Linked DNA regions of Homo sapiens: region 2 is linked to region 1. A link is a loop called in an ENCODE intact Hi-C map of the cell type or tissue named here. Cell type or tissue: heart right ventricle. All regions are shown on one strand. Each heading gives the region's core, and the rest is flanking DNA. Links, peaks and the distances in the headings are about the cores only. Region 1 overlaps SCARB2 (scavenger receptor class B member 2). Region 2 overlaps CCDC158 (coiled-coil domain containing 158).

What was found. Peaks named below come from ENCODE experiments on the same cell type or tissue, not always from the same donor. Only the 100,000 strongest peaks of a DNase experiment are listed, where the experiment ranks them.
Region 2: it touches region 1 in a loop (5-fold over the local background); 37 of 110 quality-filtered maps call a loop at or near these places.

The regions. Positions count from the first base shown.
Region 1 is chr4:76,175,429-76,186,240 of GRCh38, reverse strand. SCARB2 (scavenger receptor class B member 2) reads left to right here. Exons shown (of 12, transcript NM_005506.4): 3 at 5,140-5,287; 4 at 6,536-6,724; 5 at 9,713-9,804; 6 at 10,331-10,450. Among named protein-coding and RNA genes, the nearest start is that of NUP54, 32 kb to the right of the region's middle. RefSeq lists a silencer at 6,114-6,173. In heart right ventricle, for the core only: CTCF peaks have their summits at 6,024 and 6,228 (motif pointing left); a DNase peak (open chromatin) is centred at 6,200; H3K27ac peaks cover 2,755 bases.
Region 2 is chr4:76,371,919-76,382,730 of GRCh38, reverse strand. It overlaps CCDC158 (coiled-coil domain containing 158), which reads left to right. Exons shown (of 25, transcript NM_001394954.1): 8 at 11-121; 9 at 3,327-3,441. Among named protein-coding and RNA genes, the nearest start is that of CCDC158, 44 kb to the left of the region's middle. RefSeq lists an enhancer at 1,653-2,157. In heart right ventricle, for the core only: a CTCF peak has its summit at 4,529 (motif pointing right); no DNase peak of the experiment used is centred there.

The DNA of each region.
Region 1 (10,812 bases), core at 1,349-9,348:
CCACCTGCAGAAGCCCACTCTTTCCAGAATCAAGCAAAAGTGTCTTTTGCAGGAGTCCCCTTCCAGTTGCCATCCCTCCCTCCTCTGTATGCCCACAGTGCGTTTACTGTGAAGGAGGTGGCCTCTGAAGGCAGTCTCCCATGCTCTACTGTGGATTCTTGGAGGACCAGAACCAGGACTTAATGTCACACCATCTCAAGAGCTTAGCACAAGCCGTTGCACATGGTATCAGTAGCTAATCCCTCCTAAGCAGCAGGTGTGCCAGGTAGTGTTGTAACTGGATTTATGTGGATTTCATTCTCACAACAACCCTACAAGGTGAGTACGTTATTACCTCCATTTTACAGATGAGGAAACTGAGGCACAGAAGCAGTGAGTAAGATGAAACCAGGGTTGAATGTTAACCCTACCAGCCAGATCTCAGTCTAGTTTGTATCCAGTGTATGCCCAATCACTTCTTAATAGTAATTCTCAACAGAGGATTAGGTGAATGAAGGAACCAATATGACTGAAAGATAACGATACTATGATAGTATTATACGCATCCAATTTATCAAACACCTCTGAGGAATTAGATATACCGATGTTAATTTTCCACCTAATTAAAATTATTCCTTTTGATTTCCACTCCTTATCTCAGTCTATTGTTTCTAAAATTATTTCTAAAACCAACCATGAATTTTCCTGCCTGATTAAATAGTTCATGGAGCATAACTGAACCTTGTCTTAATGACAAGGACCGTCATAGTAATGCACAAATGTTATACTATAGTCTGAGATTCATTAGCATCTACTAAATACCAGGGACCATGCCGGGCACTTTTAAGTATAGTTCCTTGATTAATTGCCTAGGCTGAAAATTTGATTTGTTTTTTGTTGTTGTTTTTGTTTTGTTTTTTCAAACTCTTCTTTGTATTTCTGAAAGTTCATTTGGTCTTCTTTGATCTTGTAGGACAGTAACTGATCAATATGCCCCTCTCTGCAGGCACCAGCCTTGGCTTACACAAAAGTTTGGCTTTGAAATTTCCTCTCCTCCTCCATATTCCAATAAATTACTGTGAATTAACCTCTGTGTAAAATCAAGGAATACCCTGAATGAGAGGTGAGGTCACCAGGATTCTAAACCTGGCCCTGACACTTTCGATTGGTCCTGAATCCACATATCCTTATCTATAAAAAGGTGGAGTTAATGATTTCTAAGTGAAGGGTCTTTGGTTATAAGCAAAATAAACTACCTCTGGCTAATTTAAGTAAAACGGGAATCTATTTGAAGGCTATAAAGTAGGTTAACAGAATCAAGGAAAGCAGCTTGGAAGACAAAAGCAGGATGCAGGGCAGCTTTAAAGATCCAGGTCACGAGAGTGTATTGATCATCACATCATGTGTCTGCCACTGGGAGGAATCCTGTCTTTTACTGAGTTTTCTTGTTTTTAAATTAAAATTTTTTTTTTTTTTGGTAGAGACAAAGTCTTGCTCTGTTGCTCATGCTGGAATGCAGTGGCATGATCATAGCTCACTGTAACGTCAAACTCCTGGGCTCAAGCCATCCTCCCACCTTAGCCTCCCAAGTAGCTGACACTACAGGTACATGTCACCACGCCTGGTTCTTTTACTGTGTTTTCTATCTTGAGGCACTGTGCTCAGGATTCAGAGGCCAGAGGAAAGGAATTGGTTGAGCTCAGGTCCCATAGCAACCTTGACTGATGGTCTTACACAGCTGTACAATACAAGAGAGGAAAGCAAATCAGGGCTATTACCAGCAGAAAGCGGAATGGTTGTCTAACAAATGAAAAGTCCACTGCAAACACTGAACTTCAAGCTGTGTAAGTGGTTTAACACGGAAGTGTCTATCAAATTTTTAAATATATTCTTTGTAAACTGGAAGGGCATGTAATTTATCATTAGATTTGGCTTTGGTTAGAGGCATTTGTTAGAGGCATTAGCTGGTTTCATCCTACAGGCGTTTCTTAGGTACCTGTTAGGAGAGGTTGTCTCATACAGAGAGAGGAGCACCTTGTGCTAATGAGAAAGACTTGGGATCAAGTTCTCACTCTTCTGCCTGTGCTCTGTGTCCCCAGCTGTGAAGTGGGGCAATACTACATGCTGTATTTGTACTACATACTTGTAAGGATTAAATAAAATAAAATAATGTGGGTTAAACTCTTTGAAGAGCTATGCAAGGGTCAGCTATTTATAGGATTAGTGGGCATAGCTTGGTGCTTAGTGTGATATGATGTGTGATATGTGTATATGTGATAGGAAGTATGCTTCCTTCTATACACTTGACAGAGTATAGGATATAGACATGTGATATGATGAAATATATATTTAGTCTTCCTCCATTTCCTGGCATACAGCTCCTAAGATCCTTGGAATCGCTTAAGTGATAAGTGTCTTTTTGTATGCTAGTGAATTGACTGATGACTGGCAGCCTCTATGGCTCCTGGATGGGAGCTGGTCCTGAAAGAAGAGGACAGGATTAGAGGGTTGGGACTTTCAGCCCCACCCCCCAACCTCCCAGGAGGGGAGAGGGGCTGAAAGTTGGGTTGATCACAAATGGCCAGTGATTTAATCAATCATGCCTATGTAATGTAGCTTCCATAAAAAACCAAAAGGACTGAATTTGGAGAGTTTCCAGAGAACCAAACATGGGGAGGTTCCTGGAGAGTAGCGAGCCTGCAGAGGGCATGGAAGTTCTGAGCTCCTTCCCCTACACCTTGCCCAGTGCATCTCTTCATCTGTATACTTTGTAATATCCTTTATAATAAAATGTAAGTGTTTCCCTGAGTACTCTGGGCTGTTCTAGCAAATTAATTGAGCCCAAGCACAGGGGGATGGGAACCCCAATTTATAGCCATTAGTTCAGAAGCACAGGTAAAACAGCCTGGGGCTTTTGATTGGCATAGGAGGTGGAAGGCAGTCTCAACCTGTAGAATCTGATGCTATGTCCAAGTAGAAAGTATCAGAATTGAATTGAATTGGAGGACACTGCAGAATTATTGGTGCAGAGAAAACGCCACACACTTCTTGGTGACCAGAAGTCTCAGAAGTCTTAGAAGTCTTCTGTGTAAGTTGTTACAGTATGAGAGCACAGAAAAAAATGGTTTGTTTTTTCTACTGGAGAAGATACAAAGACTCATCTATTTGTATGCATCTATATGAATGCATTTATTTTCTCATCTGTTTTTATTTTAAAGTCTAGAAGGGATTTAAGAGGTATAAAGAGATACAATATACAGACAGTCCTTGACTTATGATGGTTCAACTTGAATGATGTTTTGACTTCGCGATTGTGTGAAAGTGATGTATTTGGCATGCCCCTCCAATGACGATAGAGTTACATCCAGATAAACCCATTGTAAATTGGAAAGATACTAAGTTGTTGAATCAAAAACAAACTTTCAACTTACGATGTTTTCAACTTATGATGGGTTTACTGGGACATAACTCCATCATCACCGAGGCGCATTTTTACGTACCAGTTTCAGCCTTCAGCTTGCTTGCAGTCTACCTGAGGCTACATGATAATTTCACAATCTAAATGATGTCACTCAGAAGTTTCTAATTGAATGCTAAAGACATGTACGGACATCCACAGGTGGGTGAGAAAAATCCCTGTGCTGCTATGGTTGGGAAAGGCCTCAGAGGAGGTGTGGGTAGCCCAGCTGGCCAATGCCTTCCTAACCTGTGCTCTTAAATTAGCTCTGTTCAATAGAAATATTACATGAACCACATGTGTAATTTAAGATTTTAAGATTTTCTAGTAGCCACATTTTTTAAAAAGTAGAAGGAAGCAGGTAAAATTAATTTTGATAATATATTTTAATTTTACCCATTATAACTGAAATAGCATCATTTCAATATATAATCAATATAAAAAAAGGTTGGCACTGTTTTTGAAATTCTGTATATATTTTACACTTACAGCAAATCTCAATTCCAGTTAGCCACAGTTTAAGTACTCAGTAGTCACATGTGACTAGTGGCTACCATGTCAGACATAATAACCCTAGCTGGTTTAGGAAGAAGGAAAGATAAGCAAAGGGAAAGAAACAAAAGTCACTGGAATTTATTGAACACCTACTATGTACCAGGCAGGGCTAGGGCTAGGGCTAGTGTGAGGCATTTGATGAACAAAAGATCAGATTCTGTTTTTATTTAAAATTTTGTTCATCATAAATTTTTGGCATAAATTTTGGTTTTAATAAATAGTGCATTAAACTATTTATCTTGATTACTACTTGTTTAGGCACCTCTTACATCACTCACACTGACTCTAGGCCCAGCCCTGGCACCAGGCGCTTTCTAAGAACTTTCTAATGCTTCATTTGGGGGCTCTAACTTGAACCAAACTGTGCTGTATATCAGAAACAGAGACCGGGTGTGGTAGCTCATGCCTGTAATGCCAGCATTTTGGAAGGTCGAGGCAGGAGGATCACTTGAGTCCAGGAGTTCAAGACCAGCCTGGGTAGCATAGTAAGACCTCATCTCTACAAAAAAATAAAACAATTAGCTGGGTGTGGTGGCATGCTTCTGTACTTCTAGCTACTTGGGAGGCTGAGGTGGGAGGATTGTTTGAGCCCAGGAGGCTGAGGCTGCAGTGAGCTGTAGTCATGCCACTGCACTCCAGCCTGGGCAACAGAGCGAGACCCTATCTCAAAAAAAGAAACAGGAGTGAACTCCTGTAATTTACTAAGCCTTGGGCATTATTTTTTAAAATAAAATTTCAATTTAATTCAATGTAGAAACAAGAAGACATTGGTAAACAAATTGAAATTCAAACTAAATCTGTGAACCAAACTGAAAATTTTGAAAATACTTCAGGACCAAACCATAACCCAGGAGAGAGTTCATCGGCTTTGATTCCCGGTCAAGGTGACCCTCAACTATTGCACCTCCCTAATCAGGGAAGAAAAGAAGGAAAACAAAGTTTTTGAGAAGACTCTATCCTAGGCCTCGTTTCCTTCCCACATTATAGCTTCGATCTCCAGCTTTTTAAGGCTTAGTAGCTGCAGTCTCTATATAATGTTATATTGGGAATGTTATATTGAAAATATAACTTGGATGCTGAAAGAAAGGAAAAGTCTTGCTTATTAAAGTGGTGTCTATTTTCAAATAAAACCCTTTTCTTTCTTTTAGGGAACTCAGAAACAAAGCAAATATTCAATTTGGAGATAATGGAACAACAATATCTGCTGTTAGCAACAAGGCCTATGTTTTTGAACGAGACCAATCTGTTGGAGACCCTAAAATTGACTTAATTAGAACATTAAATATTCCTGTATTGGTAAGTAGGCATTTTAATACCATTAAGTTGGATTTTGGAAGAAAGGAAAAAGCTAAGTTAATGCTCTTTATGATTTTACATTTAGGAGCCATTAAGTTATGTTGAAATATACATATATAAAAAGAAAAATACTTCTTTTCTTTTCTTTAAAGTACATCTTGGACTTTTTTCTAAGATGTATCAAATAAGGTCTTTTCAAATGATGACAAAATTCAGATTTTAGGATTTGTTTTCATAATTTCTTCCTGGGTGTTCAGGATTAGCAATTGTGCAAATAAATATGCCCCTAGGATTTTTTGGTAGCTAATAATTTTAAAAATGTTTATTTGCCCCTTGTTTTCATTCAGAAATTCTAGCAATGAAATTTGTATACCATTTCTTACTTCAGATTTTTATGTTGGATTTTATACTCTCAAAATTCATAAATTGACACCAGAAATCAATAGACTGGCAGCCTACTGTGATTTCAGTGGGCTCTGTTTATAATGGTAATTCTACCTAATAACGACACCTATTCTACATCTATTCTATACTGAGACCCATGAGACTTTCTTTTTTTTTAAATTAAATTAATTTATTTATTATTAATTTTTTTTGAGACAGGGTCTTGCTCTGTCGCCCAGGCTGGAGTGCAGTCAGTGGCTCCATCACAGCTCACTGAAGCTTCTACCTCCTGGGCTCCAGGGATCCTCCTGTGTCGGCCAGGGACTCCAGGCGTGAACCACTGTTCCTGGGCTGGCCCAGTAAACATTCTAATTCACCTACACCAACCCCTGCCGACTCTCCCACCCTAACCCCTAGGTGACCGCTCCATATGCAGCTGGACACTGATGATGGACCCAGGACCTAGACAGTATGAGGTCCCTGCCACCTAGTCCCAGGGGTGTAGGTCGGGTTTATAATGAGCCTCTGGCCCTGCTTAGGCGGAAGGTAGCGCCACCTTGTGGCCAAAGATGCCCACATGTTTACAAGAGCTTTTCCCCTTTTGTGGTGTCTGGATAACTCAGAGCCTGCAAATGGTCTCTTTGTAAATATTACACTTACAAAATGCAGTACTGGGAAAGGACAGAGAAGAGGCTTTGTCTTCCATATGCAGCCAGAAAGGAGCTCACTGCCTGATTTTTCAGCTATTTAATCTCAACCTTTACATTTATATTTCCAACCCCCTTTGCTATGGGGTAGTAGGAGAGAGTGGATGGAGGTGCTTTGGAGGGGATGCTGCTGTCTTAATATACCTCTGCTCCGCAGACTGTCATAGAGTGGTCCCAGGTGCACTTCCTCAGGGAGATCATCGAGGCCATGTTGAAAGCCTATCAGCAGAAGCTCTTTGTGACTCACACAGTTGACGAATTGCTCTGGGGCTACAAAGATGAAATCTTGTCCCTTATCCATGTTTTCAGGCCCGATATCTCTCCCTATTTTGGCCTATTCTATGAGGTAAGTAGATTTTTCTTTTCAGAACCTCTTTTTTTAGCTGACAGTGGGTTGGGGCACCCCAAGCCAGATTAACTTTGAGTTTCTTCTAGAAATTGCCTAGAGTTAAGTTATCTTATAGAGTGTGTGAAAAATGGAGTGTTTTTTGGAAAGAAAAAAAACTTGAGGCCGGGTGCGGTGGCTAATGCCTGTAATTCCAGGACTTTGGGAGACCGAGGTGGGTGGATCATTTGAGGTTAAGACTTTGAGACCAGCCTGGCCAACATGGCAAAACTCTATCTCTACTAAAAATACAAAAATTAGCCAGCTGTGGTGATGTACACCTGTAATCTCACCTACTCAGGAGACTGAGGCAGGTAAGTTGCATGAACCCAGGAGGCAGAGGTTGCAGTGAGCTGAAATTACACCACTGTACTCCAGCCAGGGTGACAGAGCAAGACTCTGTCTAAAAAAGCCAAAAAAAAAACAAAAACAAAAACAAAAACAAAAACCCTGGAGTGCAGTGGATAGTTGGGAAGTTGGTAAAAGATAAAATAACCCCAGGAAGAGGATTAGATTAGGGGTGTGCTCTGGGATTGTGATGGGTCTCCTCAGCTTTAAATTTGTAGCTGTTTTCTGGCTCTGCCTGTTCAAGAGTCTTACCCTCTTCATGTAATCCTGTAGCATTCCAGTTTTTATGGCAAACAGCAATAATTGTGTCCCTGGGCCTTCAAGGTTATATAAAACGTAGAAATTGTTAAAATAGAATTGTGAGCAAGTTTTAAAAAATTATATGTGTGAGAGACAGGAGTCCTAAAAGTAGGGCCTCACCAACTCTGAATGCATCATTCGGGAGAAGCAGACCAGGCAGGAGTTCCCTAGAGGGTCCTGTCTCAGAGGAATACAGCTTCACAGGACCAGAGGAAGCACAGATTTCCTGTCAAGCCCTGACTGAACCTCCCTTCTAGAAATAATTTCAGGAGAGCCTCCTACTGAGAGATATTATGCAAAGGTTCCCTCGAGGCCCTTTTGTTCCCAGTGGCTTCAATCCATCAGCCAAGTAGATCTTGTTGCTAATATCTCACTGTTTCTCAGATAATTTGCATTATATAACTCACTTTTTTTGTTTTTACATCATTGAATTCACCAGACTGATAGCCACACTATCTTATGTGGTTGTGAGGATTTCATGAGATGATTCATGCAAAAATTTTAGAACAGAGCCAGGAATATTATACTCAACAATTGTTCACTCCTATTATTATAGAGGAGCTACTACCTGTGCTATTTCTGAGAAATCATAGCTACATGCCCAAATAAAGAATTTTAGGAATGTAGTGTCTGTATGTGCCCTTAAGAAGTATAACTTGGAGAGAATATACAATTGAAGAAACCTTAATTGAAAATAGGGCTATATTAATACCGTCTTCTTCCAGTGTAGCTATTCTGGTATAATTGGTCCTGGTCCTGGACTTAGGCTTTTAAATTTGTTATTATTGAGAAATAATTCACTTACTATAACATTTACCATTTTAAAATGTACAATTCAGTAGTCCTTAGTATAGTCACAAGGTTGTGCAACCATTACTGCTAATTCCAGAACATTTTCATTATCCCAAAAAAGAAACTGCATACTCTCTTAGCAGTCACTCCTATTCCTGTCTTACTCTCCCAGGCCCTGGCAACCACTAATCTACTTTCTGGCTCTGTGAATTTGCATATTCTGGACATCTCATATAAATGGAGTCATATAATATATGCCCTTCTGTGTCTGCTTTTTAAATTTAGTGTAATGTTGTCAGGGTTCATCCATGTTGTAGCATGTATCAGTGTTCCATTCCTTTTTATAACTGAGGAATATTCCGTTGTGTAGATATACCACATTTTGCTTATCCATTTATCAGTTGATGGACATTTGGGTTGTGTTCCTTCTTGGCTATTATTAGAAGTGCTGCTATGAATATTTGTTCATACAAGCTTTTATATGAACATTGGGTATATACCTTGAAGTGGAATTCTCTTGAGTATATACATAGGTGTGGAATTTTGGAGTCCTATGAATTCTGTTTAACTTTGTTAAGAACTGACAAACTGTTTTCTGCAGTGACTGCAACATTTTTATATTCCTGCTAGCAATGTATAAAGGTTCCAATTTCTCCACATCCTCACCAACGCTTACTATTTTTCTTTTTTTTTTTTTTAATTGCCCTCCTAGTGGGTGTGAAGTGGTATCTCATTGTGGTTTTGATTTGCATTTCCCTAATGACTAATGATGCTGAACATGTTTTTATGTGCTCTCTGGCCATTAGTATATTTTCTTTTCAGAAATGTCTCTTCAAATCCTTTGCCCATTTTAAAATTGAGCTCCTACTTTTTAAAACCATAAAATAATAATATGGTTAATATAGTATTTAGCAAAATAGTCACTATTTTCTGGTCCTGGTTCAGTCTTGTGTAGCAGTTAGGCCCTAGTAGGACAGTTAGATGAAGATTAAATTTTTTAGTTACTGTATCAGTTAGGGTTGCCAGAGAAACTGAATCAAGAGGGTGTATATGTAGAGATGAGAAAGAGGGAGAGAAAGAAATTTATATTATGGAATTGGCTTATGTGATTATGGGAGCTGGTAAGTCTGAAATCCATAGAGCAGGCCAGCAGCTGGAAACTCAGGTAAAAGTTGATGATGTGGTCTTGAGTTTGAAATCTGTAGGGTGGGCTGCAACCTGGAAATCCAGGCAGAATTTCGATGTTGCAGTCTTGAGGAGAATTCCTCCTCTAAGAAACCTCTGTTTTTGCTTGTAAGGCTTTGAACAGATTGGAGGGGGCCCAGCCACTCATTATTGAGGGTAACCTCCCTTAAAGTTAACGGATTGTAGATATTAATCACACCTACAAAATACCTTCACCACACCATCTGGGCTAGTGTTTGACCAAACAACTGGGCACCATAGTCTAGCCAAGTTGTCATAAAATTATCACAGTTACTTTAAATGATCATATTCACATATTTTCAGAAAAATGGGACTAATGATGGAGACTATGTTTTTCTAACTGGAGAAGACAGTTACCTTAACTTTACAAAAATTGTGGAATGGAATGGGAAAACGTAAGTCAAATGATTTATCAGTGGAATTATTTTTTCAGTTTTCATTTAAACTACATGTCTACTTCTACATTGCTTAAAAATGTGTTTAGCCTTTTTTGGATGAAAAATATAAAAACATGTAAATAGTCTTGTAATTATTATTCTACAAATCAAGATGGTGGTAAAACATCTTACAGATTAAATATTAGTGATTTGTAGATTTATCATGGCCAGGCATGAATTACAGGCCAGTGAAAAGTCCCACTCTTGCTTAGTAGTCATTGAGTGATGTGTAGTAGCTACAGCACAAATACTTTTCAAACCACCACATGTTTTGGGCTATTTGGCCATTGCCTCTATGAAAGCTGATTTGGGCCAGGGACCTACTTTTTCTCCCCCTTGATCTAATTAAAACTGTTGTGTCTGTGTATGAATAAGATACTGTGGATAGACAGCTCCAGTTAAATCTTGCAAAGTCCTGACCATTTAAGAGAATCTAAACTCAAATGTGATCATCTTTACTCTTTCTTGTGCTTATCAATTATAGGTCACTTGACTGGTGGATAACAGACAAGTGCAATATGATTAATGGAACAGATGGAGATTCTTTTCACCCACTAATAACCAAAGATGAGGTCCTTTATGTCTTCCCATCTGACTTTTGCAGGTAAAAGCTTTAAAGATAAGTTCTTTTTCAAAAATAAGGTCTTTCACTGCAAGACCACCAAAAGCATGAGGAATATATGCAGACACACTTATTATGCATGGATATTTATGCATAATCAGTGATAAATGCTGATGGCACATCGAGACAGTATAGTGTACTGGTTCACAGCACAGACTTCTGACTGTTGGTTTGAATCTTGGCTCTACCACTTATAGCTGTGTGACCTTGGGCAAATTACTTAACCACTCTGTACCTCACTTTCCTTATTTGTAAAACAAAGATAGAAATTGTTAACTATGTTAGAGGTTGTTATGAGGACAAATGAGTTAGTATTAGTCAAATACTTAGCCCAGGGCCCATCA
Region 2 (10,812 bases), core at 944-8,943, 200 kb before region 1:
CTTTTTATAGGATTGAGCAGTTAATAAGTGAACATGAAGTTGAAATAACAGGACTTACTGAGAAAGCTAGCAGTGCTCGAAGCCAAGCCAATAGTATCCAGAGTCAAATGGAAATCATTCAGTATGTGGTTTGAAACTGTTAGTCATTCATCTTCATTTTAAAGATATTATTCTCATTAACTTTCTGTTCTATAATCTTTTAGAACTTGCTTAGTAAGATTTCATAAGAAAGTGAAACATTTTTCTAACATTTAAATGAACAGGAAGTATTATGTAACATAGGTACTGTTATCTGACCATATAAGAAGTATTTTTGCAAGTATTTGGGGCTCCTGGGATTGGCTGTTTTAAGTATTCATATTTGTCCATTCTTACACTGCTATAAAGAACTAACCAAGACTGGGTAATTTATGAAGAAAAGAGATTTAATTGACTCCTAGTTCCACAGGCTTAACAGGAGTCGTGAGTGGGAGGCCTCAGGAAACTTACAATTATGACAGAAAACAAAGGGGAAGCAAGCACATCATACCATGGCAAAGCAAGAGAGAGAGAGAATGGGGATGTGCCACACTTTTAAATCATCAGATCTCATGAGAACTCACTCGCTATCACGGGAAAAGCATGGGGGAAATCTGTCCCCATGATCCAGTTACCTCCCACAAGGCCCCTCCCCTGACACATGGTGATTACAATTCAGATTTGTAATATCCCAAATATCATGTCTTTCTCACATTTTAAAATACAATTATTGGCTGGGCATGGTGGCTTACGCCTATATTCCCAGCACTTTGGGAGGCTGAGGCGGGCAGATCACGAGGTCAGGAGATCGAGAGCATCCTGGCTAACACGGTGAAACCCTGTCTCCACTAAAAATACAAAAAATTAGCTGGGCATGGTGGTGGGCACCTGTAGTCCCAGCTACTCAGGAGGCTGAGGCAGGAGAATGGCATGAACCCGGGAGGCAGAGCTTGCAGTGAGCCAAGATCACGCCACTGCACTCCAACCTGGGCGACAGAGCAAGACTCCATCTCAAAAATAAAAAAAATATAATTATCCCTTCTCAACAGTCCCCTAGTCTTAACTCATTTAAGCATTAACTCAGAAATTCAGTCCAAAGTCTCATCTGAGACAAAATAAGTCCGTTCCACCTATAAGCCTGTAAAATAAAAAACAAGTTTGTTATTTCCAAGATACAACTGGGTTACAGGCATTGGGTAAATGCTCCTATTCCAAATGGGAAAAATAGGCCAAAACAAAGGGGCTGCAGGCCCCATGCAAGTCCAAAATCCAGCTGTGCAGTCATTAAATCTTAAAGCTCTGAAATAATCTCCTTTGACTCCATGTCTCACTTCCAGGGCACACTGATGCAAGGCAGGGCTCCCAAGGCGTTGGGCAGCTCTGCCCTTGTTGCTCTGCATTGTACAGCCTCCGCAGCTGCTTTCACAGGCTACACTGAGTGCCTGTAGTTTTTCCACGTGCACAGTGCAAGCTGCCTGTAGATCTACCATTCTGGGGTCTGGAGGGTAGTGGCCCTCTTCTCACAGCTCCACTAAGCAGTGCCCCAGTGGGGACTCTGTGTGGGGGTTCCAACCCCACATTTCCCCTCCACATTACCCTAGTAGAGGTTCCCCATGAGGGCTCTACTCCTACAGCAGATGTCTGCCTGGACATCCAGGCATTTCCATACATGCTATGAAATCTAGGCAGAGGTTTCCAAACCTCAACTCTTGCTTTCTGTACACCTCCAGGCTCAACACCACATGGAAGCTGCCTAGTCTTGGGGCTTGCACCCTTTGAAGCAACAGCCCGAGCTGTACCTTGGCCCATTTTAGCCATGGCTGGAGCTGGAGCAGCTGGGACACAGGGTGCCATGTACCGAGGACGCACAGAGCGATAGAGAGGGCCCTGGCTTACAAAACCATTTCTTCCTCCTAAGTCACAAGGCCTGTGTTGGAAGGGGCTGCCTAAAGATCTCTGACATGCCCCGGAGACATTTTCCCCATTGTCTTGCACCTCTTCTTATGCAAATTTCTGCAGCCGGCAGCTTGAATTTCTCCCCAGGAAATGGGTTTTTCTTTTCTACCACATGGTCAGGCTGCAAATTTTCCAAACTTTTACACTGTGCTTCCCTTTTAAATAGAAGTTGCAATTTCACACCATCTCTTTGTAAATATATATGACTGTATGCTTTCAGAAACAGTCAGGTGACATCTTGAATGCTTTGCTGCTTAGAAATTTCTTCTGCCCGACACCCTGAATCATCTCTGTCTAGATCAAAGTTCCACAGATCTTTAGGGCAGGGGCAAAATGCTACCAGTCTCTTTGCTAAAGCATAGTGAGAGTGATCTTTACTCCAGTTCCCAAGAAGTTCCTCATCTCCATCTGAGACCACCTCAGCCTGGACTCTTTGTCCATATCACTATCAGCATTTTGGTCACAACCATTCAACAAGTCTCTAGGAAGTTCCAGACTTTCCCTCGTCTTTCTGTCTTCTGATCCCTCCAAACTGTTCCAACCTCTGCCTGTTACCTAGTTCCAAATTCACTTTCACATTTTCAGATATCTTTATAGCAGTGCCCCACTCTCCTGGTACCAGTTTTCTGTATTAATCCATTCTTACACTACTATAAAGAACTATCCAAGACTGGGTAATTTATAAAGAAAAGAAGTTTAGTTGACTCACAGTTCCACAGGCTTAACAAATCATGACTAGGAGGCCTCAGGAAACTTACAATCATGGGGAAAGCAAACACATCTTACCATGGCGGAGCAGGAAAGGGGGGAAGTGCCATACTTTTAAACCATCAGATGTTGTGAGAACTCACTATCATGAGAACAGTATGGGGGAAATCTGCCCCCACAGTCCAATCACCTCCCACCAGGTCCCTCCCCTGACATGTGGGGATTACAATTTGACATGAGATTTGGGTGGGGACACAGAGCCAAACCGTGTGTGTGTGTGTGTGTGTGTGTGTGTGTGTGTGTGTAATATATATGAATATATATAAGTAAAATGTATGCATATGTGTAGAAATAATTTTATTTGAGTTGTATGTTAAAACTTTTTATATGGACATTTTCTATCATATACAAAAGTAGAGAGAAAATAGTGTAATGCACTCCCATACAGCTGTCACCCAGCTTCAGCAGTTTACAATATATTTGAGGTGAAACTTTTGAGAGTCAGTTTTGGAAAATAAAAGACTATTGGCTTAATAATGCCATATAAAATAACTAGTGGTAGTGTCAAAAAGCTAGAATACTCAGGTGTTACTCTTATTCTTAGTTTGCTATTTGCACTTATTCCCCTTCTAAACTCTTCTTAGAGAGCAAGCAAGAAACCAAAACTCTATGTATATGCGTCAGCTCAGCGATCTGGAATCTACTGTTTCTCAGCTACGTTCTGAATTAAGGGAAGCCAAAAGGATGTATGAAGACAAGGTGAGTTTAGGTTTTGCTGGTCTGTTTCTAGAGACTTTAATATCCAGAATCAATATTATATTAGTAATAGTTTATTTGAAAATAAGGAATCAAAGTAATTTCAAATTAAAAGCAGTTTATAAGCTGGAGTAAGAGCATGCTAAATTATATTTTAAACTATTTATAAACTATTTTTATTTAAATTGTGTACTCTGATTCATTCTTAGCAAAATTTTTTGCATAGTTCAAGTGAGTTTCTAAAAAATGCATTAAAAATGAGACCATCTTAATTATTTTTACTTAGCTAAACTTTAGCAAATACTTCCATACCAGCCAGATCCCCCTGCTACTCAATATTTTTGGGGCCTACCTCCTCTCTTACTTCAACTCCTAACTCCTAATCATTGTGAAGCTACCAAACTGAATTAATGTTAAGATTAATTAAATGAATTAATTACATAAAAATTAATTAGGAGGATAAGTCATCTCTCATCATCATGTAATTCCTTTTAAAACCACATTAATATTTGATATTCTGTTTTTTTCTTTCACTTTCCATAGCTAAAGAGAAGCTATTCAGTATCATTGTCATCTGTTTATCCAGAGTTTAGACTTTTGTTCATTTCAACCATTTGTAAAACAGTAAGACCCTAAAAAACAAACAAGGAGCTGCCATTAAGAGGAGTGGTGGTCTTCATTCCCTGTGAGAAGGGTGATCACCCAAGGCGGCTTGCCTGGGACAGTCTCGGTTTACACCCGCTAGCCCAGTGTCCTGTTTTATGAATGCTACCTCTCATCTCCATAGTGTCCCCATTTGGAAGATAAAGTCTATATTTAGTCATCCTACCTATAAGAGACCCTTAGACAGCCAAGCAGAAACAATTTACATACAGTTCTGTCACTTGTAGTCAGTTTCTCACACCTTAGCTATTTGGAGCAGTAGGTTAGAAGAAATAGAGTATAAGGAAGCTGCCATACTCCCTTTATAAAATGAAACCAATTCTATAGGGTAACAGTACATGGAGGAAAGCTCCATATATTGCAGCACGAATTCTTCCAGACATTTGCCCTTCTTTGGGCACCCCATTTTAATTACCGCTATCACTCCAGCCGGCCACAGGAGGGGGCTGTTTCTACTTGGCTCGCGCATGGAAATAAGATACCTCAACATTTATCAAAGCTAAGATAAGGATGGAATTTAGACAGGACTTTACTAAAGTCTAAGCCATAGAGAGTAACATGAAACTGTATAATCTCAGTTATAGATGTGGGTCCTTTACAGCAGTGTCTTCCAAAGTAAGAAATATAGTTCATCTTATGATCCAACACACATGCAACTGAAGCAAGATTCATAAAACAATATTTACTCCTATTACATGTGATGCCAGCTATTTTCTGTTCTCTTCAGATGCTTATTTGAAGCTCACTAAATTGATTTCATAATTTATTGGGGGGTTGCGTTTGAATAACACTGCCTCCTTTTGTAAACCTCCTTGCATAACCCTTAACCTAAATCCTTGTGGCAATGTTATTTCAACCAGTGCCGCCTCTGAGCAACCTTAAGCAACCTTAGACTGCTTAAAGGGTACACTCAACAAACAAAAGGTCAGAGAGGAACACACGCTTTTCTCTGCCTCTCTGAAGCCTGCTTTTTATGTTCTAGTGTCTTTTCTCAGGACAAGCTTTTCCCCTGATGATTTATAGCAGGAATGTCCACCCCAGTCTGGGCAGACCAAGCCTATACCAAAAGGTCATGACCGCACCCTGCAGACAACAGCAGGAGGGGCTGATTTTAGTGCACCATGAGGTGGGAGGGTGCTTTTTCACTTGGGTCTAGTGGAGGTAGGCACTCTGGCAGAAGTGAGAGCTGACAATCTGACAATGAGAGAGGAAATAAGAGAGCTGTTGTGTCACAGTCCAATATAATAATGCATATTCATGAATAATCACAAATCATTTTGGAAAGATTAAGTACTCATTGTCTATTGACAAACTTTTTGAAAAGCCGCAAAGTACTAAATAAAGCTCAACTCACCTGTGGTTTCTTACATGATTGGTAACTGCTATAGCTTTCCATTATACTGTTGTTTGGAAAAATTATCCTTTCAGAAGCCTCACCCATTGTTTGCTAATTTGCATTTGGTCCAATATACAGTATCATGCTGATTTGGACATATTGGGAAATTTTTTCACAAATACTGAAATGTCCATCTAAAATGTATAAAAAGAATTTCTAAGTTTTTATAAGCATTTAAATCTTTGGCATTGTAGAAGCACGAGATCCAGATGAATGACTGCAAGCTTTTTACATGAATGTTTTGGGGTCATATAGATACAAACATGATATTAGAATCATTCTCTTATTTTGCTCTAATGTAAATAGTGGCTGAGCAAGAATTTTGACAGTCTTAAATAGTAAAGAGCTAACGGAAATAAGGAGGGCATATCAGCTTCATTAGTTTTAATAAATCACTGAGATTTATAATACACCACAGTGACCCTAAATAGAGTTGGCACCTAGTTGATGGTTAACTAGACTGTCTTAACAGTAACTCCCTTTGGTTTGGTCAGGGAGCACTGAGAGATGACTGCCATGTAAATATAGCTAAGTACACTCTGGCCTAAGGTGACATTAATTACATGGTGTAGCTGAGCAAGGAAAATCAAACAAGTTAATAACAAGGATTTCACTTGGGATCATAAAAAATTGTATTGTTATAAAATGTTTTTGTTATAATGAATTGAATATAAAATCTAAAAACACAAATTATTCTGCTTTATTTTTCATTTTCATATGACTTGGCATTGCTAAAGCCTATTAAAACCTTAAAATCTATTTTTTCTCTGTTGCTTCAGTGCATATTTCAGTATATACCATTCAAATAACAACAAGGAAAAATATCAAAGGACATAATACATAAAAGCTGTGATTAAAAGTGAGATTCATGGCCAGGTGCAGTGGCTTACACCCATAATCCCAGCACTTTCGAAGGCTGAGACAGAAGGATTACTTGAGCCTAGGAGCTTGAGACAAGCCTGGGCAACATAGTGGGACTCTGTCTCTACAAAAATAAAAACAAAAATAAAAAGTTAGCTGGGCATGGTAGCGTGCGCCTGTAGTTCTCGCTACTAGAAAGGCTAAGATGGGAGGATAGCTTGAGGCTGAGAGATTGAGGCTGCAATGAGCCATGATCACACCACTCACTTTAGCCTGGGCAATAGAGGGTGACCCTGTCTCAGAAAAAAAAAAAAAGTGAGATTTGTGTGAAAGGAAACTAATAAAGGTGTGTTGATATTAAACATCAACATGTTTTATGAGGGGCAGTATTAGTATTTTCTCCCAAGGTCAGATTTCTTCATTTTAAAAAGTGTTTTCATTTTTAAAAATTGATGACATGACAGGTCTAAACAAAACTTTTCCAACTAGAATGCATAAATTAAGAGAAAACTTGTTTTGGAAGTTAATATTTCTCTTCAGATTAACACAGTTATTTTATGCTGGTGAACATAGAAATTGTACTTCAAAAAAATGTGAGATGTAGCTTTCGTAGCTTACAAAAGTGTTTTACTGTAATGCTGTTTTCTATTCTTCTCTTTCCACTTTAGGAGAACCTCCAGAATTCCCCTTTACGAATTTGGACCAGTAGAAGCTGTCACTATTGGCTCTGTAGATTTGGCTTTACCCTTAACTTTCGCTTTTTGACAACAAAAATATCTCCTGATGTTGATTCAGCATTTATTTTTACTACTTTGAAAGCAGTTGGGGCTGAATTTTGTATTAAAAAAGTGATGATTTAGTAGCACTGGCTGGAGCTATATACTGTGCAGGAAGATTCTGTGCAAACCTCTGCATAGTTCTGCCAATGCACCGCCATGCTGGCCTGTAGCATCCCTTATTATTCCATAGCTGTGTCTTTTTGAGCACAGAAAAACAGAAAACACCACCACCAACAGACAAACCAAACCTCGTGTGATTTGATATGATTGGCAATATCTCTAAAATCAATGTGAGATTAGAATGAAATCCCAATACTCATTTGTCCAGTGATCCAAACCAAAAAGTGCATTCATAGATGGTGAAAGGGAAAACCAGTGCTACTACGTAAAAATAAAAGAAAAAGAAAAAATCTTTAATACATCTCAGATGTCAATATTTATTCTGGATATTTTAAAAGGCTTTTCTTTATAGTGTTTTTTACAGCTGTTTATATCAACTCAGCTGCTACTTCAATGGTTTTCCCTTTCACTCTCTATTTATCTTTTTGATTGATTAATATAAATGTTTTTACTCTAAAAAGTGAAAGGTAAAAGCAGACCTATAGCAGCTGAGTCAGTACTGACAACTACAAAACAAATGTTCCTGCAGGGGGCTGGAGGAACTTCTTATACTTAATAGACAGATGGAAAGATAAGACTTGGCTCGTTTCTTTTTCTTTCTTTTTTTAATTTGGTCTCATGTCAAGTTTGATGTTATGAAATGATTATCCAGAAGTTTTTTTTTTTTAAGTGAAAGCAGACAAAAGAGAAAATCTTAATTTAAGCTTTTAAAGCATATATACAAATTATTTTCTTTGCTCAAGGATAGAAATGGTTTATGCCAGGCTAGGAGTAGAAAACATTTATTTTAATCATATGATTAATTCAAATTGGAAATGTTCTTGTTAAATTTATAGCTCAAAAGACAGGTGGAGAATAAATTGTTTCAGCTTTATTAATACTGTTCTTGTGGAATAAAGTATTAGAATTGAAAGGAACATGAGAGATCGTCTAGAATACTCTTTCCAATTACAGATGAAAAAAATGGAAACACAGGGAAGTTATGTAACAGAAACTAGACAAGAACCTAAGGTGTTTGGCTCTTCGCCTGATCATATTGCCCCTCGGATCATGTTCATGTACCCATTCCTTGCCAGGCAAACATAATTGTGTAACAGTAAAGTTTGTGTTTCTTCCCCTTACTGTATTTACTAAGTGTGTACTGATTTAGTCTTTCCTGATAATAACAAAAGTGAAGAGATTTTATCAATTGATATTGTTCATTCATTTTTCTTAGGAAGTAACCTGTGTTACAGAGCTTGAATTTTTATGGGACTTTTTCATTTCTTTTCCTGTATATGCCCCAAAAGGAGCACAAGAAGTACTTTTTTGTTTTTTTAAGAGAGTGTCTCACTCTGTTGCCAAGGCTGGAGTGCAGTGGCACGAACATGACTCATTACAGCTTCAAACTCCCAGGCTCAAGCGATCCTCCCACCTCAGCCTCCTGACTAGCCAAAACTACAGGCATGCACCACCATGCCAGGCTAATTTTATTTTTATTTTTGTAGAGATGGGGTCTCACTATGCTGCCCAGGCTGGTCTCGAACTCCTGGCCTCAAGTGATCCTCCCACCTCAGTCTCCTGGAAAGTACTTCTTTATTAGATTAATAGAGTCTAGGAATACATTTTAGACAGTGATCTAATATTTTACGTGTACTTAATTCTGGTGAAATACTTTTTATACATAGCATGCAGCCAGATACAAAGTCAGTTTAGGAATATAGCCAATATAAATATTAAAGTCTATACTCTGATTTCTGTAGGTAAATGGGAAACTGATAGTCCTATATTAGTACTTTCTTAGTCATATATGTATATGTGGATATATATATAACTTCTATTCCTTATGATTATTATTAAAGAGAGATGTGTGTATGTATGTATAGATAATATAATTCAATATGTGTTGAATAAGTGAAGATCTTTAAAAATAAATAGTAAATAGTAAAACTAGAAAGTTCTCAAGAAAAAGTTAGTCTTAGTCATATGTTCTCTAGTTAAGAAAGTTTTATCATAGTACATCATCCAAACCAGGTTTTATTATTGACAGTAGATTGGAAACCTACTAAATAGCCACCTTAAAGCTAAGAAGGAATATGCACCATTTATGCAGACATGAAAGATTTCCTATTACTAGAAAGTAGATGATAAAATAGTAATGTAGATACCTACTTAAAGTTAAGATATCACCATATAACTAAGTATCAACACGTTCTCATTGTTTTAATATCTTATTATTTAAGTTATGATATTGTGTGGCTCAGCTAAAATCTAAACCCTTAGTCTCCACAGTCTGAGATCCTAGCCTCTTAGCATACGCTGAACCTAGACATAAAGAACTATAGAGGCCGGGCGCGGTGGCTCACGCCTGTAATCCCAGCACTTTGGGAGGCTGAGGCGGGTGGATCACCTGAGGCCAGGAGTTCGAGACCAGCCTGGCCAACATGGCGAAACCCCATCTCTACTAAAAATACAAAAATTAGCTGGCCATGGTGGCGGGCACCTATAATCCCAGCTACTTGGGAGGCTGAGGCAGGAGAATCATTTGAACCCAGGAGGCGGAGGTTGCAGTGAGCCGAGATCGTGCCATTGCACTCCAGCCTGGGCGACAGGGCGAGATTCCATTTCAAAAAAAAAAGAACTATAGAAACGCTATTAACAGTCATGCACTTTATGGCATGTGTCATAGAAATGCATATTCAAACAGATCAAACAGCTGCCTTGTCAGAATAAAATGCACTTTAACATCCTCTAAAATTGGTACTTTTATTCCCATTTTATATTAATAGTTGAACAAAATGAGGGTTAGAATGGTTAAATAAATTGTCCTACTGTAAATATAAATATATATAAATTCATCCTTTAAAAAAGTAGTGGCTATAAAATAATGACAATAGCTAATAACTTGTTACCATTCATTCTTTTATATTCAATGCCTTTTATTACCGAAACTTTGATATTCTGAAGCAAAATAGCTCTTCTAAGTACAATACAGTTCATTTATTTAGGCTCTGCAGCATGTTGTTTATGCCATATCAAGCTTCCTTTTTTTGAAACAGTTTTGCTCTGTCACCCAGGCTGGAGTGCAGGGACACAATCATGGCTCACTGCAGCCTTAACCACCCAGTCTCAAGCAGTCTTCCCACTTCAGCCTCCCAAGTAGCTGGGACCCCAGGTGTGCACCACCATGGCCAGCTAACCTTTAAAAAAATATTTTTTGTAGTGATGGGGTCTCCCTGTGTTGCCTAGGTTGGTCTTGAACTCCTGGGCTCAAGGGATCCTCCTGCCTTGGCCTCCCAAAGGATTACAGGCATGGGCCATTGTGCCAACCCTCAAGCTTTCTTAAATACCAAATTATAGAACATGTCTTCACAGAAGATAAATCTTGAATAGTATGAAAACAGGAGACAGATGTATTACAGGCAATTCCCAAATTCAACAGTACTAAATATTTCATTTTGTCTAATTTCCCTGGCTAAACTCAGCATAGATTTTCTTTAAAAAAAAAAAAAACTTTACAAGACACATCACAATACACTTTTTTTTTTTTTTTTTGGAGATGTAGTTTCACTTTTG